Linked DNA regions of Homo sapiens: region 1 is linked to region 2. The links are chromatin loops, found by intact Hi-C in ENCODE. Cell type or tissue: dorsolateral prefrontal cortex. All regions are shown on one strand. Each heading gives the region's core, and the rest is flanking DNA. Links, peaks and the distances in the headings are about the cores only. Region 1 overlaps OPCML (opioid binding protein/cell adhesion molecule like). Region 2 overlaps NTM (neurotrimin).

Evidence for each region. Peaks named below come from ENCODE experiments on the same cell type or tissue, not always from the same donor. Only the 100,000 strongest peaks of a DNase experiment are listed, where the experiment ranks them.
Region 1: it touches region 2 in a loop (3-fold over the local background); 8 of 110 quality-filtered maps call a loop at or near these places.

The regions. Positions count from the first base shown.
Region 1 is chr11:132,938,738-132,944,113 of GRCh38, forward strand. It overlaps OPCML (opioid binding protein/cell adhesion molecule like), which reads right to left. Exons shown (of 8, transcript NM_001012393.5): 2 at 4,189-4,273. Among named protein-coding and RNA genes, the nearest start is that of OPCML-IT1, 420 kb to the right of the region's middle. In dorsolateral prefrontal cortex, for the core only: CTCF peaks have their summits at 2,505 (motif pointing left), 4,172 and 4,376; a DNase peak (open chromatin) is centred at 2,499; H3K4me3 peaks cover 2,419 bases; H3K27ac peaks cover 3,206 bases.
Region 2 is chr11:131,692,541-131,697,916 of GRCh38, forward strand. All of the region lies in intron 1 of NTM (neurotrimin), which reads left to right. Among named protein-coding and RNA genes, the nearest start is that of NTM-AS1, 32 kb to the left of the region's middle. In dorsolateral prefrontal cortex, for the core only: a CTCF peak has its summit at 2,469 (motif pointing right); DNase peaks (open chromatin) are centred at 2,111 and 2,451; H3K4me3 peaks cover 826 bases; H3K27ac peaks cover 2,574 bases.

The DNA of each region.
Region 1 (5,376 bases), core at 329-5,328, 1.2 Mb after region 2:
ATTGCCCATGAGGTGCAGGCACCCATGGGGAAGATGCTTCCTTGGAAAGCAGGGACGCTGGATAAGCCTTGCTCAGAGGCTCTAGGGCCAGAAAGGGCTTTAGAGCAGTGTTCTCAATCCTGGCTCCACATTAGAAATACTGGAAAAGATGTTTTCAATGGCCACGTCCATCCCCAAACCCAGGAATTTTGACATCATCAATCTGGGAGACTGGAAATGGAATTTCTAAAAAGCATCCCAGATAACTCCAACCAGGTTAGTGCCACCACTGGAGAGGTCCTTTATGGACCTGTCCCTGCTTGAGTGTCTTTTAATGTCTTTGTCTTCCCAGACTAGGAGTAAAGTCTTTGCATTTACCCAGTTCTTATTCAGCTTGGACAACTGAAACACTGAAATGGAAAAATAATGCATTTGTTTTGAATAGTCTAATGGCTACTCAAAATCTTTTAATTTACATAAGAAGGAGCTGAAGGTAGGTGCAAAGTACAGAAACACACCCAGGCAAACAACAGAACTTTAGCTTTGGAAACTCTACTGCCCAGGTTGCTTTGGCAAAATCCCCACTGCTCAGATTATTCCTTGGCAGTAGTTAAACCTCAAATACTTGGTTTTGAATGGATTAGCTCAGAACTCCAAATGAAAATGCAGGGACATTTTAGAAAAGAGCCATTAAGCATAATCCCAGATCAGCAAGCCTGGATCAACAAAACTGATTATCCTGCTGTTGAAATAAAAAACACAAAACACCAAAACAAAAGCAAACCAGAAAGAAAATCCAGTATGTTGGTGGGAACTTTTCCCGTTGAGTGGAACAGTTACAACCACCACCTTGCCTCCATCTCACCGCAGCCCCTCAAAATGTTCATGTACACAGATGATGTGGACCCACAGAAGAACTCAAGCAAACTTTGAGGAGATTGAGGCCTGTGAAGAAAGCACAACTGGCCATCATCCATTCTGCTGAGATGGCTTAATAGACACCAGCTGACCACACTGAACATCCTGGGCTCCTTTCCTGATGTGGGCATTGATTCAGACACATGACTTCTGGATTCTTGTCATATCTAATCTAATGCAGAGCCACAGAACATTTTCAACCCAACAGCAGATAATTGTAATGAAGTGATTCTGGCCAAGAGGGCCCATTTGTAATAATGAATTCAAATCAGATTCATGGAAGCTATAATTCAACCATAGTGAAGAGCACCTTCATTTTCCATATCATCTCTCTTCCAAGAGGGCAAAATAACTCAATATTCAAATAATTATTTTTGCTTTTCAAGTAACCCTATGAAGTAGTTATGAGGAGGATAATATTGCCTCACTTACAGAAAACGAGTTTCATCCACGTTCAAAGCTTCAGTGTCTTCTTTGGCACAGCACTTCCTAATGTCCCTCAGAGCAATCAAAGACCTGTCACAACAAAACTGATATCCCAAAGGAGGAAAATCACTCTTCTCTGAGCTGTGCAGTTTTTCACTGGGAAAGTGAAAGGCAGGCCCAGGTTTCGTGACTCCTTTGCTTTTCCTAGTAGGTCTCTGGCCTCCTTATGGGACTTCATTCAAGATTTAGAAACAGATTCGAGATAGTTTGACCCAGGACAACCACATTAAAAGAGCTTTCGTGTGATGGGCATGGGTATCATTCAGTGTTTTTTGGTGCAATCTAAACATGTGATGCGCTTGGAACACTCAGTTCCCAGGTAATGAATCCCTAATGAATGTCTTTAAGGAGGCAAAAGAGTAAGAAACCACACTTAAGAATTACAGCTTATACAGCAAAAAACACCACCAAATAAAACATGGTATATTTATCTGGGGTTGAAGCCATGGGCTTCTAGAAACTGAAAACATGGACTCTCCCTCAGAGTACTGACAAATCAGTTGTTTGTTAAGATGGGAACAGAACTCTTCACCAATACAGCAAAAGAGTGAAAACAAAAGGAGAGAGATGGGGACACACAGAAATTTGCAGAAGATGTTTATTTTCTTTTAGGAAACACTGTGGTAGCAGTGAAATCAAAACCTTAAAAAATCAAGGAATAAGAAGACTTAAGTGATAAAGACAAAAAAGAAAGAAAATAATGAGTAATAGACGAAAGTATACATTATGGGAGCATCTGATAAAAATGAAGGAAGAAAATAATAAAAGAGAAGATGACATGAGCTAAGAGAATGAGGATTTAAAGAGATTAAAATGTAGATAACGTGCTGAATTTCCCTATTCTGGGGTAAATGTATAGAAGAGACGCAAAATCAACATGATACATGTGCTTACTTAAAAAAAAAAAATTACGCCATGCAATCAGATAACAGATAACAGTTATGCTAGAACATGTAAGTTGTTCTTTTTTTCTGCAAAGAACAAAAAGCAACTATTCAGCTTTTCTTTTTTTATTCCCATTCCCATTCCCAAGCCCAGCTGCTCAACATTAGAATTGAAGATCATGAAAACAGGCCAACAGCTAATAAAAAATTGGTAGATGGAAGCTGGCCCTCTGCTGGTGGAATAGTCTTACTGCATCTCAGAAAGCAGAAAGCTCAAGTTTTGAAGTTTCTGGTTTAATTTTGAGGGACAGGAAGAGGACAGAGGATTCTGGAAAATTCACGACTGAGATCCTATTCAATGCTAGACCTCTTTGCCCCCAGTGGCACATTAGATGGTAAAGAGGTGTGTGGCAGCATCAACATCCCTGAACACTGGTAATATTTACTGACATTTTCTTGGTTAACATGTATTATAACCCGTGTGCTGCTTATATCTTTAAGCCAACTAGCTCACTGCAAATGCGTATTGGGAAATGTTCCCTGATTCCTCATGGGACCTTCTTTGAAGCAATGAAGTAGGGATATTACATTCTAGTCTGGGGCAGGCTGAGTGGTACCCACATGGCCAGGAGGACTTTTCCTTCACATCTCCAGGAAGGGCCTCTCTATTCTCCTTTTTTCTCCATTTGCTTTGGGCTTCTGAGAAACAGCACACAGGATTCTGGGACCTGTTCTCTAACTAAAAAGAAGATCCAGCTAAGTATCACCCAAAGTGGCAGAATCCAATCTTCACCCTTGGGCTTAGAAAAAGAATTCTGGTGTCCCAGAGACAGGTCTTTCCTCCTCCAGGGAGAGGCTTGTCTAGATGCAGGAAAGGTTCCACCAGAAAAGCCAAGGGAGGAACAGGAAGAACCCCCACCGTCACACTGTCCTAGGGGAAGCCAGGCATTTTGGCTGCAGAATCTGGGTCAGGATGTTTTATTGTCACCATAACCATCAAAGTCATAGGCAGGGCAAATGCATTCGCCCTGTGTACATTGTGAGACATAGTTAAGCTGGGACGTCCCTGAATCTGTCTCCTAGGACCAGAACTGCCTCATTAAAGGGATAAAAGATGATATCTGCTGAGCTGGTGGAAAGTGGTGGCTGCATTTTTATTAAAGTATCTGCTGCAGCAAGTCCAGTCCCCAAAGGTTCATATTCCAAGATTCTCCACCTCTCTGCCTGGAGCATGCAAGTGATTCTCTGTAACTCATTAAGGTAAAACAAAAAGCTCTCCTATTGTGCTTTTCACACAGAAGTGATGTTGTTGCATAAAAGCTACATGTTTCCTTTCCTTGGACCCAGTCTGCAAAAATAAAACTGCTGTCATAATTTACAATAGGGACCCTAGGAGCACTACACCAGGTTTGGCACGAGTGCTGGGTCTTGAGGAGACTCATAACAGGCCGTGGGCTGACACTGGTAATTCCACAGCCTCACATTTGAGGTGCATCTCTGATAAGGGCTAGCCTGGTGGTCCTGAGGACGATCCTGCCTCATCATGTACCTTCTGGCCTGTGACAGCCATCCAAGGGGCTCAGGCTAGCCCCCCAGTGTTTCAAACCCATGCACTCATGTTCTCATCACGGTGCCCAAGCAGGAGAGAATCTAGCCTGTCGTGGCTTCAAAGAACCATGGAGTCCCACACGTGGACTTCAAGGTTCACGCATAAGATCCTGGACCAGCATAGCCGGAGCACAGGACAAACCTGTCCAGGGGCACGGCAGTCGGCACGGCAGCACGCAAGCGGGCGCCCCTCGGGCCTGCACAAGGCCCACTCGCGTTCCGGTCCCCCATGGAGCCTTCTGCCCCCTCTTCCCTCCTCTCCCCAGCGACCACAGCCCAGGGGCTCGGCCCCCGCGGAAGGACAGCTCCCTACCTGAGGGTGGCGCTCTCCCCCTGCCGGACCGTCACGTTGTCCATAGCTTTGGGGAAGGTGGCATCTCCGCTGCGCACGGGCACTCCTGTGGGTACAAGGAACAGCAGCCTGAGAGACACGACCACGAGGCACTTCCAGGGCAGGAACAGGTACCCACAGACCCCCATTCTCGACAGCCACAACTTCCCAGGACTCCGGCAGCCGCACAGTCCTGGTCCCCCGCCCCGCGCACCAGCGGGCTCGGGAAGCGGTGCGGGGAGGAGGGAAGGGGCAGAGTTCGCCAGGAGCAGGGGGAAGGAGAAGAGAGGAGTCCGGGCTCTCCGGAGTCTGAGAATTCTTCCTCAGATCCTGCCTCAGCTTTCCAGCCTAGCAGAACCAGATGCCCCCTCCTGCATCCAAAAAGAGCTTTCTTGACGCTCCCCTGGGGAGGAGGGAGGCGGCCAGGAGGGGAGAGGAAGAAGCAAGGTGCGGGGATGAAGGTCACAGATTGCGCTTTCTCTGCCTCTCTCTTCGAGACGCTACTTTAAGATTCAGTTGGGCACGTTCTGCAGAGCTCTGGCATCAAAAGTTTATAACCCAAAGAAGAAGGCAAGTGTCTCTGACATACAGGAGCTGTCATAAAAAGCTGCGGCTTCAAGGAGAGGAGGAAATGGTTTATTAGATCACACACATGGACAGATGTACGTGTCCCCCAGCCCCAGGTCTCGCATCTGGAACCCCAAGGCGGCAAAAAGTTCCAAGGCGGGGACGCGCAGCCGGCGCAGCCAGGGTCGTCCGGTCGGTGGCCGTCCTCTGCAGCCCGGTCGGCGACTCGCGGCCAGCCGGGGGAGCGCCGCCCGGCGCAGGCTCCGGGCGCACGGGGAGCTGGGCGGACGGCGGCCCCCGCCTCCTCCGGGGACGCGGCACGAGACGCGGGGACGCGCGGACGCCACGCTCAGCGGCCGCCCCCGGCCTCCGCGCCGCCTTCCTCCCGGGAGCAGCCCCGACGCGCGCGGGCCCGGACCGCCGGGGTTGTCATGGCAGCAGCTCCATCCCTGACCGCCACTTTCTCCCGGTGCCGCCTCGGAGCGAGCGGGCTGGCGGGCGGCGCGGACTGCGCGCTCATCCCGACGGGCGGGCGCCCACCTTAACCTCCGCCGCGCCCACCGGGCTGGGGATGCCTGCGGGGATGAGCCCGCACCGCGCCCA
Region 2 (5,376 bases), core at 325-5,324:
GAAAGAGAGGGGATAGAGAGGAGACAGAATGAGAGTAGACAGAGGAAAGAGAGAGCGTTTCCATTTTGGCATCTGGGCCAAGAAATGCAGCCATATAAAACTGTTCTTACCTAAGCTTTGATGTGGCATCAGGGATGAAAGTGCCTTCCCTAGCTTCATAAAGGATGTCACACAAATGCAGAGAATCAGGCAAGAACCCAAGAAACCAAATCACCCAAACCTCTGTGTGACTCCTTCAGGGTTATAGACCCTGAAAGTAAAGTCAGAGGCAAAAAAGGGGTTAAAAAGGAGACTCGATTGCCTAGTGATTCCAGGAAAGAATCAAAGGGGTGAATGTCACTGAGCATTCAGGGTTAGTGTCAGATGCTTCAGCCAAGAAATCGCACGGCAGGTCATTAAATGAATTTAGCTGGGATTCTGGGTTTTACATTGTGGTTAATTAATCTATGTAAGTATTTATAGTAGTAATGGCAGAGCAGGGACCATCAGCCAAGACAAGTCATTAGAAGGCCAAGTTGGGCAGGCCTGCAGATGGGTGGGGAGGGTTGGGACTGGGAGTTTGGCCTTGCAGGGAATCACTGTGTTCTGGGCATGGGGGTCAGGGCAGAGGTGGGCTGGGGAAATTCACAAACAATCCCAGAGCTCAGGAGTCAACACCCTGGGCAGGCTGACTGCGAGTGGGGCAGAGGCTGATTCAGGGGATTGCTTTCCTCTTTCTTAGTTGTTCTGTCTCTGTGAGGGATGAGGAAAAAAATCTCCAGCTGAAAAATGTCACCTTCAACCTGACACTGGAGCCAGAACATTTACAAATCTGCCTGTCACCATGACAGCCTGACGGATAGCAACCTTAGCCGGGACGGAGTTAAATCGCCAGGATAAGTCTTGCAAAAAGTTTTGGCTCTTAAGATTTTTATCATCAAGACAGGTTAAGGAATGGGGGGCATGGCTTCCAAACACGAAGGAGACTCAGGCCCCGTGCCTGACTTCCCAGGAAATCCAGCAGCTGCAGGATTATCTATTACCTGAGGGGAGGTGACAGGAGAAAATTACCCAGCACCAGCCCCATCTGTTGCTGAGCACCGTTTATTTCACCTTCACTTAATTCACTTGGTTTGTCATTTTTCCTTTGTCTCAGTGTCATCCACCCAAATCCTATGTATATATGCCCTGGTGTTCCCAGCTGGGCATTGTGGCTGCAGAGACAAAGCCTCGGGTATCTTTTCAATGAGCTGCAGTCACTATGGAGTGTCTCTCTCCTCCCCTCTCCACTGTCATTTCCTCCATAATTGATTAGAAACTGGAAGCGAGAGAGGAGAAGCTGCTTTTACAGCCTGGGTCTGCAGGTGGAAGCACATTCCTGTGTTTGACTTCGTCTCTGGAGACCTGTCTCTTTCAGGAAGAGGTGGAAGAGTATACATGAAGTATAGCAGACTTGTGTCACTAGGAGAGAGATTGCAAAATCTGGGCTCTCACACTATTCTTGGATGCTTGGTCACCCACCTCTCCCCGACTTTCGTTTTCTCCTCTGTCACATGGATCTAACACTTGTTCTCCTCCCTGCCAAGGTTGCTGTGAAGGCTCAATGAGACAGTATTTGCAGATGCTCACTACATCATATAGAGGCCTATTCAATGAGAACATGCATTTAAAGCAGTTAATGGTGCCTCGCATAGGAGAATTGTTCAATAAGGACCATTATTATTAGTGAGAATGTAAGTAATAGTGATGACTTGTTACCCTTGCAGCATCTACTCTTCCTCTAGTTCTCAAGCTACAGACCATTTTCATTCAACATTTATTCAGTCTCCACGGGCAGCACTGTATTCTGTCTTAGGGCTATGGTGATTTTTTAAAATGCAAACAAAATGCCATTGCTGGGTCTAGAAGCTGAGTCTGGTGGGAAAGGCCTGTGACAGAGTGGGAAGCAGGGCTTAGGTCTGCACCCAGCTCAGAGTAGGGGGAGTTGCCGGAGAAGTCCTGATGGAGAAAGTGACATCCCTCTGGGTTCTGAAGAGCTTAAGCCACCTGCTCGGTGGCGGGAAAGGGCGTGCAAGGCTGAAGCGGGAAGTGCAGTGAATGAGCTCAGGCAGGACAGGGAGCTGGGCCTGGGAACCACGGGCTGGCAGTACCTCCGAAGGACGGCTCCAGAGCCGAGACTGGACGTGTGGACAGAGGAGCTCTCGCTGAAGGAGCAGATTTGGTTTTATGCCAAGACCATGAGCTTTGCGGAAGGGCATAAAGGCTTTTAAACAGGATCAGGTGAGCCTGATGATCACTCAGGATTGGGTGGGGCGTGAATGCAGAGGAAAGATCAGCTGACAATGTAGGAATCTGGAACTCGCAGAGAAACTGCCTGCCCTTGGGACTCGCTCAGCGCCCTCGCAGCCGGAATGGGGCCTGGGAAGGGAGGAGCCCCAGCAGAGGGGCAGTCGGAGAGCCATGAAATTGCGACCTGCTGCCACCAGAGGGCAGTGTTGGACGGGCTGGGAGGAGCGCCGCCGCCGCCGGGAGGGTGCAGGAGAGAGCTGTCTGCCAGGGGAAACGCACGATGCGTTGTCCAGGACATTCTCACCTGAAAATGCTCTGGGCCACGGACAGGCTGAGGATTTTAGTACCCACCCCCCCGCCCTGAAAAGAAAAATCTCTGTGACGAGATAGGCACTGGGTTTGTATAAGAATTCAGAGTGTGGCCTTAGTGTCTTGGCCAGGCACCCAGATGCCACCTGCACACCTCTGGCTTGGTGTTGGTTTTATTGTGCTTGTCCTAAACCTAGCAGCTCCCCCTGAGATGATGTCAAAGACTGGACTGGGCTAGCTCAGAAAGGTTTCCTGAACGAATGACTTTACGCAAACCTTCATGCCGGCACATGTTTTCATACAGATTGTCTCATTGAATTTTTAGAGTGATCCGATGAGGCACATATTCAGGTTTTATAAATGCAATTCAGAGAAGTTACATGATTTTCCAGGAAATGAGGTTGTCGGGTTTTGATCCAATAGCTCAGACTCTTTCCTCTGTACCCAACAAACCTTGTCAGTCTCCTTTGTCCTTTGAAGTGGGGTGTTTTTCTCCTCCACAAGTGTCAAATCTGTGAATAGAGCATGTTTAGGAGCAACTTCACCGGCATGCCCACCTTGAGAACTAGGGGATGGAGCAGCGGGTCGGATGGAGAACCAGAAAGATTGAGCATTTATTGTAACAGAGGTCTTACATGGACGTTTCCCACGTAATCCTTAAGGCAACCCCATGGGTAGGATTATCATCCCAATATTCCATTGAGGAAAGAGGCTCAGAGAGGCAAACTTTCCCAAGGAAACACAGCTAGTATATATCAGAGGTCTATGTCCCTTCACTCCTGCGCTCTGGACTCTGATCCTGTCCCAAGAGTGACAGCAGCTGCAGTATGTGTGCCGCTCAAAGGACAGGGCTGGAGTGCATGAGAAAAACTGGACGTGTGGTGCAGAAAGGTGCATGTCTAATTATCATTGCAAACAACTAGCCTCTCAACAGAAAGTGTTGTTGATGTGACAGACATGAAAGAACCCACAGCCAAAGGGAGCCGGCCCCCAGGGGAAGGAGGGCGAATTGTACTTGGGACAAAAAGAGCTAACAGCCTCGGAGAGAACAAATGTCCTTGGTAGTATGGGGTGTGGGGTGATGTTGGGTGTTCATTGTCACGTGATGACTGTGGAAGGATGACACAGCACAGGACGCACCCGGGGAGGCCAGCAGGAAGGAGAGTTGAGTGCAAGTCCGGGAAAACAAGGCTTGATGATATGCTTTTGTATGGGAGTCTCAAGTTGCTTGAGTTAAGGTTGTCTGGGAGACATGAGTTACACCAGCACCCAGCACCATTACTTACTAGGCTCCAAAGAGGAAGACATATCAAGTTGTAGGGGCCTTCCCTTCTGCCCACAAGCCTGGATCAGACCACACAACATTGTGTTTCCATTTTCCATATGGATTCTGGACTCTTTCCAGAGAGTCATTCTTTCTCTATTAGTCCTTTTCTTTCGTACACCCTGTAGCTAAGTGACCCTCCACTGTACCTAACCTCTCTGAGCCTGATTCTCATGTGATAAATGTGGATGATACTGCTCTCCTAATGTGACTGCTATGAGAAGGGAAAGAATTGGCATAAATAATAGCAATTAGCTGAGGCAATGGCCCATGTTAAAGCCAAATAAATGTTGGTTTTATCTCTTGTTTCACCTTTGTGTCTCAAACAGGCACACCCACGCATGCACACACACACACACACACACACACAAGGCAAACCACAACCCTTGCCAATAAATCTATGCTAAGTCAGAGTTAACTTAGAAAATCAACATGGTGCAGAGGCTTTTAAAGGACTGACATTCCTCGGGTTATGGAAAACAATAATAATAAATCTTAAGGAATGTCACCTTGCCCCTGGCACTGAAGACAAGAACCCGTTTCGTTAGTGGAATAGCCCTGAGTATATGGAGAAAAGCGACAGAGATGATCTGTTCACAGCAAGGAGAGAGTGGCAGTTTTTAGACGAAGCCGGCTGGGGGCACGGTGGAATTGCCATGTAATTGTCAGGCTCTTTGCTTATTAATTTCTCAGATTTCCTTTCAAGATAAGGACACAAGGTAAGATGGATGTGAATATAATAAGCACAGAGATTACAGTCATTACAATTTTAGAATGAACTGGAAAATGTGGACACATCAGTCTGCAGCCAGTCGGATGGGTCTCTCAGAGCCTCTTGGAGACCACTGAGGGCTGCGGCCTGTGCCATAAGTGTGGGGCAATTTTGAAAGCCTTACTTGATCTACCGTTGCAGCTTCATCCAGAGTACTGTCTGATTGTTTTACATATTGGCTGATTATTTTCCATGCCCAGGACCTTTGGTAACCTTGGAAAATTGTTGGCCCTCCATTATCTCCTCAAGTATCACTTCTCAGCCCTCTTTCTGAAGCTCCTGTTAGGCATGCGTTGGGTCTTCTCACTCTTAACTGCTATTCCATAGTCCCCATTTCTGTATTTCTGGGTGACTTTCCGGGATTTATCTTCCAATTCAGTAATTTTATTTTTTCTGACAATGTTTAACCATTCCTTGAGATTTTGAAATTTTCCTGACTTGATTTTTTATTTTCAAAACTCTATATACTAGGAATGTACTTTTCAATGTCCTTTAATTTATGTATTTGATTCTTACGTATTTCCACATGAATTCCTGCATAGTCCCTCTTGCGTTATTTAATTACTTGCCATCCACAGGAGCCTAAGAAGGTGTGGTTTGTGATTTTTCCTCATGATCAGTTGTTTTCTCCTGTGCTTGGTAATTTGGACTATGAGAACAACTTCAGGAGGAAAACGTGGGAACTAGAACTCGTGTGTGGCCT